2 separate regions of the Mus musculus genome follow, and region 2 is linked to region 1. The links are chromatin loops, found by intact Hi-C in ENCODE. Cell type or tissue: left cerebral cortex. All regions are shown on one strand. Links, peaks and the distances in the headings refer to the core of each region. The heading gives the core; the rest is flanking DNA.

Evidence for each region. A loop is a pair of places that touch in the nucleus more often than their neighbours do. Peaks named below come from ENCODE experiments on the same cell type or tissue, not always from the same donor. Only the 100,000 strongest peaks of a DNase experiment are listed, where the experiment ranks them.
Region 2: it touches region 1 in a loop (3-fold over the local background); 2 of 42 quality-filtered maps call a loop at or near these places.

The regions. Positions count from the first base shown.
Region 1 is chr6:64,570,393-64,578,735 of GRCm38, forward strand. All of the region lies in intron 14 of Grid2 (glutamate receptor, ionotropic, delta 2), which reads left to right. Among named protein-coding and RNA genes, the nearest start is that of Gm35851, 150 kb to the right of the region's middle. In left cerebral cortex, for the core only: no CTCF peak of the experiment used is centred there; no DNase peak of the experiment used is centred there.
Region 2 is chr6:62,572,605-62,580,947 of GRCm38, forward strand. No RefSeq gene overlaps it. Among named protein-coding and RNA genes, the nearest start is that of Gm22212, 620 kb to the right of the region's middle. In left cerebral cortex, for the core only: a CTCF peak has its summit at 3,795; DNase peaks (open chromatin) are centred at 1,196 and 3,805.

The sequences.
Region 1 (8,343 bases), core at 257-8,256:
GTAGTCAGTCACTATGTCAACAGATCAAGGATTAAATCTCTTTAAAAAAAATAATGGATACAGAATTCATTGCTCCAGGCTTCAGCCCCCCCCCCCCCACCTTACACATCAGCAGTCAGTGTGTGCTTGTTTAAGAATGGACCAGCAAGTCAAACCCTATTTTAACGTAAACAGTTAATTCTTCCATTATGGACTGGAAGCAGAGGTCATGATCATAGTTAGTTGACTGTGGGGATAAAAGGATGAATTTCTGAACTCTCTAAATGGTATAAGTCACAGGTAGATTCTGTACTGACCACTCTGTTTACACCCAAAGACTTTAGAGCAGAGAGTACACATAAGACCTCAGCAACCTTGGAAGAATACACGCTTTGCTTTTCAAGTGTACATTAAGTTGTTCATTACACAACCACAGCTTTTTGAAAAATCTTCCACAAAGCTTGTCAAAAATTATGTGAGGTGGTTAGATGCATGGAGGAAAAGGGGGAGGTTTATATAAATGTATGAATATGTTTACCATATCAAAGAAGACAAATGAACCCAATATGTAAAGCAAAGCAGAGTCCTAGGTATGAGTAGTATGAGTAATATTAAAAAAAATCAAAGAAACTTTGGCTAAATTTTCAAGTCTTTAAACCATTTCATAAATAACAAGCACAACGTGTGTGTGTGTGTGTGTGTATGTGTGTGTGTGTGTGTGTTTCCCTTACATATAATAGACAATGGGAGGAGAGATAAAGGGTGAGAAAGAGACAGAGACAGACAGACAAAGACAGATACATACATGGAGAGAGACAGAGAGAATATTTAAGTCCTGGGTAATTTGCACAAAACTTTGATTTATTAACCAAATTATATGACATTTTCTAAAGATTTTCTTGTGAGGAACCCATAATCTGAAAAGCCATAGCAGTACAGTGGGTTTTGTTGGATACTAGCTTCTATATTCTGATAATGTCTTTTTTTCATGTACACATTAAGAGAAAATGTCTGGGTCTTATCGTTTATTGAGCACCTACTGTGTACAAGCTGCTCCTCTCCATATTTACCGGGTAAGAATGTTCTTTTCATGGCCATCCCTGAGAGTAAGCTCCGCTGCCGTCCCAGGCCTGTAGATAAGAAGCTATGGCTCACAGAGGTTAAGTACTTTTCCCCGAGGCTTGGGATCTGGCGGCAGGTCAGTCTCCCCTTAAGCTCTTTGATCACATTCTCACAGGAGCAGAGAAGTTTTAGAGAGGAAAAGGCCTCTTTCTCCAAATGCTTTTAAATATTTTATTTTTGTTTGTGGAATATATGTTGTTTTTCAAGGTTAAATTGCAGAGTAAAAAGGGCATTTACTGTACAGGCAACAAGAAGGACGGAGACTTTCTACTCCACAGCACCTTGCGAGCAGAGGTTGCAAACATTTTTTCACGCATCACTGCACGATAGCTCCCTTCGACTGAGTAACGGTGATGTTTATTAGCACTTAATAGCCTTAGACAGGACAGTATTTTGAAACTCAAGAGTAATTTGAGGAGAGCAATATCGTGAGTCCACCAGAGTAGTGTAGCCATATTTCAAAATAAAGTGTCCCTGCTTCACAAAGCAGCCCATCAGTGCTGACCACTGCTAAGGCTGGGAAGGTGGGCAGGCTGCTGGCTCTGCCCTAGCAATGATGTGCAGACAGTTCCTGAAGACCTGCTGCATTGGACTCATCAATTAACCCTCGGTGCATGCTGTTTATTAAGTACCTAAGTGCCAACAATATTAAGTAAATTCTTGTTTGTAAAAATGTAACGTTCTTAACTGTGTGCTAAGATGCAAATGTGACACATTGTTAGCTTTGAGAAGCAGATGGAGCCCCAGATCCAGTACCAACTGTGCAGAGGCTCTGGACACGATTGTGTGAGATGATAGTGTGCCTTGCTAACCTCTGCATAATGAGAAAAAGGGCCTGTGACCTTATGATGCCCTTGGGATTTTTTTAACATTTTATTCAAATTTTCTGTGACACTCATACTATGTATATAAATCCCATTCATCTCCACATTCCTTCATATCCACCCTCTGCCCTTACAACCTACTCCCAAAATAGATTAAATAGATTTTTTTTTAAAATCTTGATGTAGAAGCTGTAGTGTGTTAGAGTGTATCACATAGAATATTCTTTTGTCTACATATCTCTACTTGCAAATATTCCTTGCAATGAGTCATTGGTCTGGTTTGAGGCCCCTATCTTCTGCTACACCATCAATATTGGGCCTTCACCTGATGCCCTTGGAATTTCAGTGGATTATACAAATTGGATTCAGACATCACAGTCTGAGACCACCTGCTGAATATGACCTCTGTTCACACATAAGTGGCAGATATAATCCCTTCTTATGAACAGTATAAATTGTAGGACTGTTATAACACAATGCAGTGATATGTTAAAGTCAGTTTTAGTTTTAAAATAGACATCAATATATGTTTCTGAAGGAAAAAATCATATTAAAAACAAGAAAATATGGTTCAATGATTCAACATATTTTTCCATTGCTAGTGAAAGCATTCATTTTGATCCTGCTTAATAATATCAATTTCTTCTTAATATGACTCTGAAGAAAAACACAAACAAAACCTTTTCTCTAGTTACTATTCTTACTAGTTCTGTGCTGTTCTTTGGCTTCGATTTGGCACTGGAATTATCCAACACAAACTCATACAGACTTTGACCTGCCTTCTAGCCCAGCACTGACCTCCATTTACACTCAGATACTCCATATTCTTAAAGTACGACAGTGATTTTCATTTGGCACCTGGGGCTTGAGACACGGTGTAACTTTACTCTGTAGCTGGAAGTGAGCTTCAGACAAGAGAGGCAGGTTCATGTACTATCCTGAGGCCAGGCAAATGAATGAATCACGGTGCCCCTGGTGTCGTCTCGTCTTGAAATTAGAAATTTTCTTTATTTTTTATCACTACCCAAATGTTGATAGCTGCCTTAAGATGTTCTGAAATGGTAAAGAGCAATCTTAGCCAGAAATCTTGATTTTTCTTTAGCTAAGCGGCTTATGTCCTGCCCTTTCTGTAATCGGAAGGACTTGGCAGCCAGAGCCCCCATGGTTTTCATTATTCATAAAGAAGTTTTGTTCCAAATCTCTTTATGGACTATGCCAAGATATTTGCTTTTGTGCTTATAAATTTTTATATTGGGGAGATCATTTTATTTTACTTGGCAGAAGAATAATTTATGGGCAGCCTCTAGTATTTGAGCCTATAACAATACATAAGATTATTTTTATTAGATATTTTCTTTATATACATTTCAAATGCTATCCCGAAAGTTTCCTATACCCACCCACTCCCACTTCTTGGCCCTGGCATTCCCCTGTACTGGGGCATATAAAGTTTGCAATACCAAGGGCCCTCTCTTCCCAGTGATGGCCAACTAGGCCACATAAGATTATTTTAAGGTTATCAAAATCTGATACAGTTGCATATTAACTGTTATCATTAAATACTTTTCAGATCATGGTAAAGAAAACTCCTCAAGACATTGAAATCAGTACACAGAGATTAGTGATGAAGGTGTGTAGTGGTCAAGTGGGAATTTGCAGCCAAGGGACAGAGTAGAGTCTGTGGATGGGATGTTACTCTTATTAGAGGGAGCGCCATGGGTGAGCAGACTCTGTCTCAGCTAATGTAGCGAGAGTCATGATGACCCTTTGTCAGCATGAACGTGGCTGTGGGAACAGCAAGTCACCCAGTCAGGTATTAAGAGATGAGATAATGTCTTGAGGGAGCCAGATTTCACTAGCATATGCACAGATGGGCCTATGAGGAGCCCCTGGATGAGTGAAGGAAGGACTCTCACACACTTGGGAAGACTTTGTTATGAATGAGTTGCTGAAAAAAAAATGAGTAGCTCTTGCCAAATCTGAGATGGCATATCCCTCCTCAGTTTAAGAAATTTAACTAATGATTCTTTATGATATGATAAATGGGGAAAATGAGGAAATGGTTTCACTTGGAAAATGGACTCTAGGAAGAAAATAAATGTTCCACTCACACTTTGGGTCATGCACAGAGAAGCATGAGGTAGACACTGTCAAGTGCTGGTGGGTACAAGAACAGGCATCCTTCAGAAAACAGCCCTGGCCCTGTTGACTTCCCTTCTTCGTTTCCACTAATTTCTCTCTTGAACCTTTAGTCTCTTCCTATCAAATGCACCTGCTGACTCTGACACAACCTTGTGTTCCAGGGCAGTTTGCTCAGAGAGATTTCCCTGACCTTGAGAGCTAGGCCAGGCCCTTCTGGGCTGTGCTCCTTGACTGTCCTGACCATAAATCTTATTTCATTGGAGTACATAGTGGAAAAGGGGAAGGAGAAGGTCTCAGAGGTCTGATTGTGAAATTGCTGTCTCTGAAAGTGGAAGCTAGGCTAAATAGACAAACAGCAGAGTTTTCCTGTCAAGCCACAGCATTGATCCCACAACCTAATGGAAGGGAACTTAGTAATTCCCTTCTCACCCATGTGTGTCCCATCTCCATTCTCTCTACCTCTCCTGATGCAGTCTCGTCACTATCTACTGCTTACTAGGATTAATTGGAATGTCTATCTTCTTGTCTATCCAAGAGACTTTTTATATATGTTATCTGACTAAATAATTTAAAATAAGCTTGAAGTATAAATTAATTCATCCTTATTTAAAGATAATCACGTTGGTATACTAAGTAACGAGTCTAAAATTAAGATTAGTAGAAAATAGTGCCTGGGTATAGATAGATATTTATTTCTTTCCAAGTTTTCTAAGGTATAGATAGATCAATAGGTTGATAGATAGATAATGTAAAGGTAGATAATAGATGAGAGAGAGAGAGAGAGATCTGTATATCTCCATACATATTGACATTATAGCCATTCCACTTAGGTTGGAAATGTCTAAAGAAAGGTACTTTCTTCACACAAAGCTTTTCTTTAAAAAGTCTGTTCTTATATTGAAGGGTCATATCTAACATCATATAGCACTACTCTTTCCATTATTCATGGAAGAAAATCAAGGCTAAATATGTGACTGGCCACACAGCAAAGCTACAATCAGTGCCCACATTTGTACACTCAGATTATCTAACTTCTATGTTCTCTCAAGGACTTCAAGCTAAAGTGTACTACATAAAAGTAAATTTGTTAAAGTATCAAATCCAAGAACTTCAGAATATGACTCCAGAATTCATAATATTCCTGTTCAAGTATGCCATATACCAACTTCACTCCTCATTACCCTCTCTGGATCCCCCACCATACACAAATGCTAACTCCCCCTCTCTATCACCTTTCTTCTTTCTAGTTAGTCTGCCTTCTATTGTCCCTGATTAGTGTGAGTGAATGTGTATGTGTGTGTGTGTGTGTGTGTGTGTGTGTGTGTCCATGTCCAAAATTCCATATGAGAGAAAAATATAGTATTTATATTTCTATTTATGGAGTATTTCTTTTACTATGACTATTTCTATTCTACCCATTTTCATACAAATGAAATAATGCCATTATTTATGACTAAATTATAACTTCATTATGGCACTTGAGGTATAGCCCAGTTGGTTGGGAATGTTTGCCAGACAAGGAAATCCCTGGGCTGGACCTCAGAACCACATAATAGATACCTATGATCCTAGTACTGGGAAAGTTTAGGCAGCATGATCAGAAATTCAAGGTTATCCTTGCCTACTTAGTTTCAAAGACCAGCCTGTGGGTCTGTCTCTCTCTCTCTCTCTCGCTCTCTCTCTCGCTCTCTCTCTCTCTCTGTGTGTCTCTCTCTCTGTGTCTCTCTCTGTGTCTCTGTGTCTCTGTCTCTCTCTCTGTCTCTCTCTGTCTCTCTCTCTGTCTCTCTCTCTCTGTCTCTCTGTCTCTCTCTCTCTCCCTCTCTCTCTCTCTCCCTCCCTCCCTCCCTGCCTCCCTCCCTCCCTGCCTCCACTGTGCATACAAACGACATTTTCTTTAGATTTTCTTTAGCTGTTCACCTGTTGGTTGGCACATAAACTCACTTCCTAGCTAGGCCACAGAGAACAGTGCCACAGAAAACACAGATGAGTGAGTGTCCCTGTGACAACCTGGATTCCTTTGGGTATATTCTCTGAAGTGCTACAGCTGGATCATATTGATCTATTTGGTGGGTGGAGTCTATCTTCAACCATGTTCTTGCCCACCCTCCTTCCAAGAATGGAGTTGGTCAATAGCAAAATATACAAATGGGAAGCACCTCATTACCAATTCGGGATTAAGAACCTACAAACAGACTGTCCTGTAGGGTTTTAATGAAACAAGTTTGAACTACCCAACAGCAATACCAAATTTCTCAAGGGGTTCAGTGTGCCAGCTAAGAGTAGTCCCTTACAGAGTAGTTGATCATAGTCCCAGAGCCCAGAGCCACAGGTCTCTAAAGCAGCAGGTATGGGAGGCTGGTAGCAAATGCCAGATGAAATTCCCTCTGCTGACCAGCTGAGAATGGAGTCTTGCAGGTAAGATAGGAGTGAGTTCTCTGAAACTAGTTGAGTTTTGGAGGCTCAAGGGAGTTCTCTGAGAAGAGAGAAGTGTCAGTTATGTGGAAGAAGCAAGCTCATTTCCTGAGAAACCCTGCTGAGTAGAAGCCTCAGACAAAGGGGCACATTCTCGTGTCTCCAACAAACTGATTCTAGATCATGGGTTGAGATCTGGTCCTGAAGCCTCCATGTCTTCCTCTATCATAAAGCAGGCCAATTTATTAAGGACCAGCTGGACCCTGATTGTCTAGCCAATCAGGAAAGAGCTGTCAAAAGTTACCACCTGTCCTGGTTGCTGTGAGAGTCTTCTTATGACTCTTATCTCTGGCTTTTCTGCCCTGTTTGCACTGAGAACTCTGGTTGTCAAATCTAGGGCCTTATTGTAAAGGAAGGTTTTTGTTTATCCTCTGTGCCCCTCACCTGCTGAATTTGACTTCCCCTCCCTGGGAGAAAGCTTCCCACGGGCACAAGGCAGAAGCCCCTTACAGCACAAAGCTCTGCATTGGTGGGGGAGGGAGGAGGTGCTTTCTATGTCCATCAACTTGGCAGTTCTGATTTCAGTGTCTTGAGATATTTTATCTCCATACTTGGAGCCTTCACTATTTGTCTTCTTCATCGGCAATGTGGAGTCCTCTTCTCCGAATTTCTGGATGGCATTTGCTTTCTTTTTGCTTGTGACCATTCTGACAGGTGAAATGGAATTTAAATGGAGTTTTGGTTTGCCTTTCCCCGATGGCTAAGGATGTTGAATATTCTCATGTATTTATCGACCATTTTTACTCCATCTTTTGAAAAGTATCCTCTCAATTTTCTTTTGCAACTTCATTGATTGGATTGTTTGATTTACTTTTATATGTTCTTCATATTAACAATGTCTCCCATTCTCTACTTGGCTGTTTTCTTTGCTGGGTAGCGTTTTAATTTTGTGCAATATCATTTGTCACTTCTTGCTATTATTTCATAAAATATTGGAGTCTTTTTCAATGAGTCCACTCATATGCCTATATCTTGGAGTGCTTTCTTCTAAGAGTCTCAGAGTTGTAGGTTTCACATTAAGGATTTTGATCTGTTTTGAAATGGCTTTGATGTAGGGAGAGACATGGGAATCTAGTTTCTGCTGCCTTTTATGTACAGTTTTGCCAACATGGTTGGCTATTTCTTCAATAGATTTTTTTGGGGGAGGGGCGTTTGAGACAGGGTTCTCTGTGTAGCCCTGGCTGTCCTGGAACTCACTCTGTAGACCAGGCTGGCCTCGAACTCAGAAATCTACCTGCCTCTGCCTCCCAAGTACTGGGATTAAAGGTGTGCACCACCATGCCTGGCTTTCAAATAGATGTTTTTGACAGCTTTGTAAAATTGTGCATGCTTATAGTTGTAGTTTTTTTTGTAGGATTTCTCAGTAGATAAGTAAATTAAAATGAACTGGGGTTGTCTCATCCCAATACAATTTTGTCCATATATGACAAGGAAACTAGCATAGACAAGAAGGACCTCAGCAGAAACAAAGCCTACCAGCCCCTGGTCTTGAACTTCTAGTCTCCAAACTGTGGGAAAGAATAGACTTCTGTACGACTTTGTTATAGAGTCTGAGGAAAGCTCTCCCCCATTATTGTGGAAACAAAGCATTCTGCTTCTTTTGTGTAAGGGAATCAAGATTTTTAATTACTGAGGAAAAAAAAATAAGTTATACCAAAGTCCCAGGTTACTAAAGCAGTTCATAAATGACTTGGGGATAAATAAATGATTAATAACTTTGCATAATAAATGTCATCCAATTGTTCCCCTAAATCAGAAATATAAAAAGAAAATTTCCATCCATCTCTGAGCCAACTATGAAAAC
Region 2 (8,343 bases), core at 332-8,331, 2.0 Mb before region 1:
ACTCTTTAACTTTTTGACTGTAGCTATTCAAACAGCTATAAAAATGCCTGAGAACACACTGAATAACAAATACAGTATCTGACTTCCGTGTGTGTGTGTGTGTGTGTGTGTGTGTGTGTGTGTGTGTGTGTGTGTATACCATCACTTATGAAAATTTCTTCCCTGGGGGAAAGAAACTAAGAAATGATTGACCCCTCTTTATAAGATCTAAATGACAAAGAAAAGTTCAATTTCAAAGAATTTATACCTTGTGAAACCTGGGATTTTATCTGGCATACTTATAGAATATAAGCAGGGTCTTACTGAAAGGACCACATGTGATTCAAAGGCAGCCTCCCTGGAAAGTCCTCATTCAGAATGAATGGCTTCCCCATAGCTGCATTGATAGAGTCTCTACTCCTCTACTCTTTTTGCAAACATATGCTTTGGATCCTCCCCAAGATCACAATACCATATGTGATTAGGGCAAAACTGCACATAAGTCATTGAGGAGAGTGTTTGGATACTCAAAGGAGGGTCCAGTGACTGTGTAAAGCATTCTTTCTATGAGTGACTGTCAGGAGTGAGTAAGTCCAGGTGGTGGACTTTGTAAACAGACACATCTGATATCATGATGATGGCGATTGTCTAGCTTCAATGATAGTCCTGTACGACACCATCTTATTTAAAGAAAGCTCAATATGAACAATATACACAGATAAAGAAAGGCTAATAAATTAATACTACCTAGGTACATGTTGCTAAACTCTGGGGATTTGTAAGTTTTAAGCAAGGGTTACTAAAAAACAAAAGTCCATTATTTTAGATTATCCAATCCAAAGAATTTACTGTGATAGCCACACATGTACTTTTAAATGAATGTGCAAAGCAACACAGTAAATAGGTCTTCCATAACAAAACATCTTTAAATTCATGTGTGTGTGACAAAGCAGAAATAAACTTAGCAAATTCTCTTATAACTGTGATACAGAAGTTACTGTTGGATGAGTTCCTAAAACTCCTTTTAGTCAGACGATCCTCTCTGTCATTTCCAGGGATGAGCATCACGTATAATAAATGTGCAATGCCCTTATATGTGTTGTCCTCAATGGTTTTGTCCTTCTTTTCCCTGGCACAAAGTCGGGGGATAACCTCATTCAGAAAGAGTGCTTTTGAGGACACATTGAGACAAACATGCTCTGGCCTGAAGTAGGAGTAGCTTATGAGTCAGCTCAAAAAGCACATGGAGGTTTGCCAGGGTAGTGTGTACACAAAACATATTTGCTACTCTATACCACTGAAGGTACCAACTTAACAGATTGGCTTTGTTTTGTCTTTTCCTGCAAGGATCAAAAGACAGAAAAAAGAACGAGGAGACTGGACCAAAAGCTCTTGTCTTCATTACCTGCATACTTGTGCAGCTGTGCTTGTCATCTTCTGGCAATTTACAAGAAACAGAAAGTATCTCTTCCCTGTCAGGGCTTTAGGGTTGCAAACACTTGATTTTTAAGTGTAACCCCTGATAATTTTAAACTTTATAAGGTGAGATGCAGTCAGCTTCCATTACCATGGAAGATTAAATAAACAGAAATATCTGTCTTTACCAGTATTTAACCTGTAAATATCTTCCCTGGAGAGACTTCATGTGATCAAATGCTTGGGAACCTGTACTTACAGCTAGCTTGCATTTGCCTACAAATGGAAGTAGACAATCAGAAAAACCCAACAAGAACCATCCCTTCTATAAATAGATCAAGCTGTAGGATAATACAGTACTCTGATATTCTCTCTCTCTCTCTCTCTCTCTCTCTCTCTCTCTCTCTCTCTCTCTCTCTCTCTCTCTCTCCCTCCCTCCCTCCCTCCCTCCCTCCCTCCCTTCCTTCCTTCCTTTCTCTCTTCCTTTCCTTTGGCTTCTTCAGATCATCCTCTAGCGCTTGTCTTTCAATTCTTCCTCCTTCCCTTGAAATAGACCATGAGAAAGAATAGTTCTGTGACACACTAGGTGATCTTACTCACAGAGCCCTGGGCTTCATTACCAACTGTGAGGGGGAGTCTATTAGAATATTTGTTTCAACGAGTTTGGCTCTAGAAAACTATTATATTGTAAGCTAAACAAAATTTCCTGCATCTAGCCTGATTTATCTCATTTTCCCTGTGCCTAGCCCACAACAAGAAGATTTCTGGAATAAATATTCAGCTTTACATTATCAGTGAAATTAGCCAAATTTTAAGGATTTTAATGATATGAATCAGGAGAATTTTGAACCTCTCTAGTCTAAAATTGATTTACAGTATTGAATTTCATCATTCCCCTTGAGCAGTTTCCTCAAATTTATTATCACTCTGTAGTATATTTTTGTAATCTAGATAGGAAGCAAACATGATAAATGCAACATGGATTTCTTCTTGTTCAAACAGGGTTACCTTGTAGGCTTTCTGGATTGAGGCAGCCCAAGTGGAAATTTAAATTCCTATCATATACAGAAAAATAAACAGAGAAAACAAAGCATCACACAACAACAACATAAACAATATAAAAGGACTTAGAAAGCCATGGCATTTTTAGCTTCTCTAGACTTCCACAAATAGAAACCAAAACAAAAGCAGGGGTTCCCAGAGCATGATGAGACAGAAATAGAAGTGGATGAGTGTGGATCAATTCTGCCACAGATATTGAAAAATGAGCATATAGATGCTACTAGAAAGAGGAGAGTACACATCTCTGCCTGGTCCCCACCCTACCCTGTAGACCCATCCCACCTCAGATGTTGCAGATGCTATGGGCAGCAGCTTGTCTAGCACCTGTCACCCTATCCTTTGGCTCCCAGTTAAGATCTGTGCTTTCACAAAATGGCCTCTCTTGCGGCAAATTCTTCTGAGCTTCCTAGGTCTATCCATCTCAAAATGTCAGTTCCCAGTGTAGTTTGTGTAGTGTTGGAGACACATGACTGGCAAAACTGCAAGTCCCTTTAGAAGCCAGTAAAAGTTTTCATTCAAAAGCATGCCTTCAAAATAAAACAGAATTGTCATTGAGGTCTTATACTCCATCCTTAGCCTGTTATGAGAAATTGCAGTAAGGTTGCAGGTGAACACGTGATGGCTCCGAAACAGCAAAGCAGCAGGCTCCAGCGGTGGGCGTGGCAAAACGATTGAGCGGCAAGCTCCACCCCTGAGCAAGCAGGTTTCAGGCTGGGGAGGGGAGGCTACAATTGACCTTATCACATGGCAACAAACCTCATCCAAATCTTACATGAAGGTTGCAGCTATTTTGAAGATGCTACTAACCAAGATAATGACCAGTACATGTGGCTATGGGCATAGTGATGGGATCACTTGTTAACCAAGTCACACAGTTGCTTCTATTTTGATGAGGTTAACAGAAAAAATGGTGTGAGAAAGTCACATGACTATTTTCTGCCTATGGTGAGCTCAACTACACAATAAAACAAACACATTCCCTTTCACACCATGCATCCCTTTGAGCTCTACAAATGTTGTAGATTAAGTGTTGTTTACAACAACAACAACAACAACAAAACACACAAGTAATATTAACATGGATATAGCAAGAGAAAATTTCCTCAGTTAAGTTGCTCCAAAATACCAATCCAAAGAAATAGAAGCAATTCCATGGTCTTAAAGTAACAAATGAAAGCTCATATGGATTATCACAAACTTTGATTGTGAGCACCAAATGATGGAGTCTGGGTTTTATTTAACTCTGGCTCTCAGCTCTGAGGTCTATGGTATTGTGGGAAGGGAGATCATGAAATAAATAGAACGACTGTGATGGTGTGTCTGGTACCCATAGGTGGCGATATTGCTCTGGGAGTATATCGAGGGATTGACCAAGAAGTGACTGGTGGAATTTTGTCCAACCTGAACGTTGGTGGACGGTGAACAGAGAGATCTGTGACTTTCCATGTTCTTAGAAACTTAAGACCCCTAAAAATCAACTCCTTATAAATATTTAATATTTATTTAAAACATTTGGCAGCTGTTGGTGGTGCTATTAACCAGTTAGGGAAGGAAAAAAAAAAAAAAAAAAACTGACAGAATACAATATAGACTAGAACCAAACCAAACCAAACCACACTTTTCATTCTTTCTCCCAAATCTTATCTAATTTCCCATGCTTTGTGAAGGAAATCCTGTGGTAATGGAAATAAGGGATAAGAGAGAGTATTCAGCACAGTATCATTTAGCTCTTTACCGTATGGATCCTTCAGTAAGAAATAAATGGAAAAAGAACCCAAGAAAGTGAAGCATTGTAAGAAACAGGCTATTCCTTTGCAGGAATGCAAAGTTCCTTGCCTGCAAACAATAAATCCAAGGCAAGAAAGATAAAGGTACATTCTGGAGGGTCCCCCAACAGGTCCCGAGATTAAATGTTTCCATTCTTTCTGGTGGTCCTTGGGGCTTCAGCCTCCCCCCCCCACTCAATACCAGATCATGTTCCCCTCTCTCTGACCCCCCAACCCCTTTTCCTCCCAGGTCCCTTCCTCCGCACTTGTGATTAGTTTCTTCTCCCTCCCAAGTGGGGCTGAGGTATCCTCACTTGGTCCCTTCAGCTTGTAGACCTTTTTGTGTTCTGTGGACTGTATCTTGGACATTCTGTATTTTTTTCTAGTATCCACTTATTACTAAGTACATACCATGTATTTCCATTTGGGTCTGAGTTACCTCACTCAGTATGATATTTTCTAGTTCCATCCATTTGCCTGAAAAACTCAGGATGTCCTTGTTCTTAATAGCTAAGTAGTATTCCATTGTGTAAATGAAACACATTTTCTGTTTTCATTCTTCTTTTGTGGGACATCTGGGTGGTTTCCAGGTTCTGGTTACCACAAATAAGGCTGCTATGAACATAGAGTAGAACATGTTCCCCTGTGGCATGGTGGGGAATCTTTTGGGTATATTCCCAAGAGTGGTATTGCTGGGTCTTCAGGTAGATCTATTTCCATTTTTCTGAGGAACCTCAAGATTGATTTCCAGAGTAGTTGTATCAGTTTGCAATCCCACCAGCAGTGGAGAAGTGTTACTCTTTTTCCACATTCTTGCCAACATGTGTTGTTACCTGAGGTTTTGATCTTAGCTATTCTTATTATTGTAAGGTAGAATCTCAGTGTTGTTTTTATTTGGATATCTCTGATCATTAAGAAATTTGGACATTTCCTTGGGTGCTTCTCAGCCATTCAAGATTCCTCAGTTGTGAATTCTCGGTTTAATTCTATACACTGTTTTTTGATTGGGTTGTTTGGGATTTTTTGGTGGTTAGCTTCTTGAGTTCTTTATATATTTTGGATACTAGCCTTCTATCCGATGTGAGGGTTAATGGAGATTTTTTTCCAGGACTCAAAGGGAGGGAATCTAGATGGCCCTACAATGTGGAGAGGGAACTTGTACAGTCCACTTCCAGAAGAAAGACAGGGCATCTAGTGAGGGATAGGGTTGCTATACCACAGACAAAATTCTGATCCATAATTTTTCCTGTCTGAAAGAACTGCAGGAATGGAAATGGAGAAAAGCCTGAGGAAAAGAAGGTCCAGCAACAGGCCCAAAGTGGAATCCAGCTCAATGGGAGACACCAAGGCCTGACACTATTACTAAGGCTATGGAGTGCTCACAAAAAGGGACATATCATGACTGCCCTCTGAAAGACTGAACAAGCAGCTGAAACAGTCAGATATTTGAACTGCTGGCTCCTGTTGTTGAATTAAGGAAAAGCTGGAAAAGTTGAGGAGAAGGGTAGAGGGTGACTCTGTAAGAGGACCAGCAGTTTCAATTAACCTGGACCCCAAGATCTCTCAGACACTGGATCACCAACTAGGGAGCATACTCCAGCTGAATGAAGTGTAAACCCACTGAATGAAGTGTTTCTATGATTTTTGTAAGCATGTTTATGATTGATGTGTAAAAGGACCAATCTTTTCTAAAATTTAATGTTGCATCCTACCATAGGTTGAAAGTTTTGAACATTTCTAGGTTTTGGTGGAATCTTTTGTACAATATTAAAACATCTGCAAATAGGGATAATTTGACTTTTTTTTCTATTTGTATCCATTTAGTTGCTTTTTCTTGTCTTACTGCTCTAACTAGGTCTTCTAGTGTTATATTAAGAAAAGCATGTTCATAGTGATATTCCTGTCATATTACTAATCTGATTTTAATGGTATTCAAGTTTCTGTTCATTTAGGAAGATGTTAGTGGGAGGCTTGTAATGTATAACCTTTATTATGTTAACATATTTTCTCTCCTCATATTTTCTATAGAAATTTTGTCATGATGTCATGTTGGACTGCTGTCAAAGGTCTTTTCAGCATCTATTATGATGATTATGTGACTTTCGCTGTTAAATCCATTTATATGATTTTGTAGACTTATGGGATTACATCTGTTGAAGTATACCCAAACTCCATATGATCATGATATATAACTTAGATGGATGTCTACATTCAGCATGTTTTTTTCCTTGAAAAATTTTGCACCCACCTATTCTCATCATGGATATTGATTTGCAATTTTTTGGTTTCTTTTATAGCTACCTGACTTTAGAATTAGAGTAATTCTGGTTTCATAGGAGTTTAGAACTTCTCTTATTTCTACTTTTTAATATAATATGAGAAATATTGAATGTGGTTGGTTAAAAGCTTAGTAGTAATTCTGCTGTGAATCCATCTGTGCCACTTTATTTCGGAGACTTGTATTACTGTTTTAATAATGTTGCAGGTCTCCTTAAGTTGTTGATCTCTCTTTATTTAACTTTGGTGGTTGATATTTGCCTAGAAACTCAACCATTCCCTTTGAGTTTCCCTCTTCAGTGGAGTTCAACTTTTTAAGGTTTACCTTAAAAAATGTTGGATTTTTTGATGCCTTTTTTTTTTTTTGATGATTTGCCAATTAAAATGGGCCCTTAGGTTCATTGACTCTTCTTATTTGAATTTTGTTTTGAATTCATTGATTTCTGTCCTTTTAAAAGTTCCTTTCACCTGCTGTTTCCAAATTCGCTTTGTTTTCGTATTTCCAGGATCAGGTGGATCACTATTATTTCATCTGTTTATGTTTCCTCTTATTATTCTTTTTTTAACATAAGCACTAATGCTTCCTGGTGGGATAGCTTTTCTTTTAAACATCAAAGTACTGTGCTTTTGTCCACTACTGGAGGGTTTCTATTCTCTCCACCCTCCCCCATGCCCCATACCTCCTGCTCTGGCCCACTCACCAGTCACTGGCAAGTTTTATAATGCCTGTGAGTTTTGGTAACATCAAAAGATCCCTTTGCTATTGATTAGGCTCTAGTACATTGTGTATATCACTTACCTTTGAGGCACCATGTAACACAGGTAAAGTGATATTAATTGGATTTTTTTCAGTGAAACTTGCTTACCCCTAGAGTTACCAAAAGTTCTATTCCCTCAAAATTTTACCCATGAAGAGGCCAATCATTTACATCAAACTCATAAAATTGGATACTGTGTTTTTCTTAAAAACAAAGTGCGCATTTAATCAATTTATATATCTCATAGCCCTGATGAAAAGAGGAACAAAGGTAATACCTGGAGAAGTCTATTCTAGCTGAGTTAAATCTATCAAGTGCAAAGAAAAAAATTTTGGACTGGAAGTTTATATGGATTATTTTCAGATCAAATTTCATGATTATTTTTTTTTCTTTCTGAGCAGCTATTGTTTTACAGAAAAATATCACTTCATACAGAACTCTCTTTGAATAAGAGGCTAGGATTTACAAATTTAAAGAAATGCTCTAAAACATACCAATAAAAAGGGACATTTAATCAACCTATTTAAAAAAATCTCCTCCAATCCTACTGATTTTTGCTTCTTGCCTCCTTTTTAGCAGTTAACAAGTGGCAGGAAAGATCACAATTAAATCACGGATGCCCATCACTTAATGTTAACTCTAGTGGCTAATTTTGTAAATTTAGACACAGGCAGAAAATGACATATTCTTTCCTTGCTATTCATGTGTTAACTAGAAGAACTAGAATTTCTATGAGGAATAATATGGTACCCCCAGAAGAAATTCTTTCCTCTTACTATAGCTTAAGTGAATAAACAGATTTAATCAAATCAATTCTGTCTCTTGCTGACAAGAATACTTTTCAGAATTTTTAGTGATTGAAAATTATTGCCACAATACCTAAAAAAAAATGGAAAAAAAAAGAAAATTATTGCCACTTTATCTAGACTTAATATGATATCTTACAATTCCCCACATTTGGGGCATTATGAAACAATTTTAGAAAAAATGTATTTTTTATTAATTTATTTTATTTATTTTAATTTTTTTTTATTTTTTGGTCCTAGCAAGTTCTGTTCTAATTACCTGCATTTCATATCTGGCAC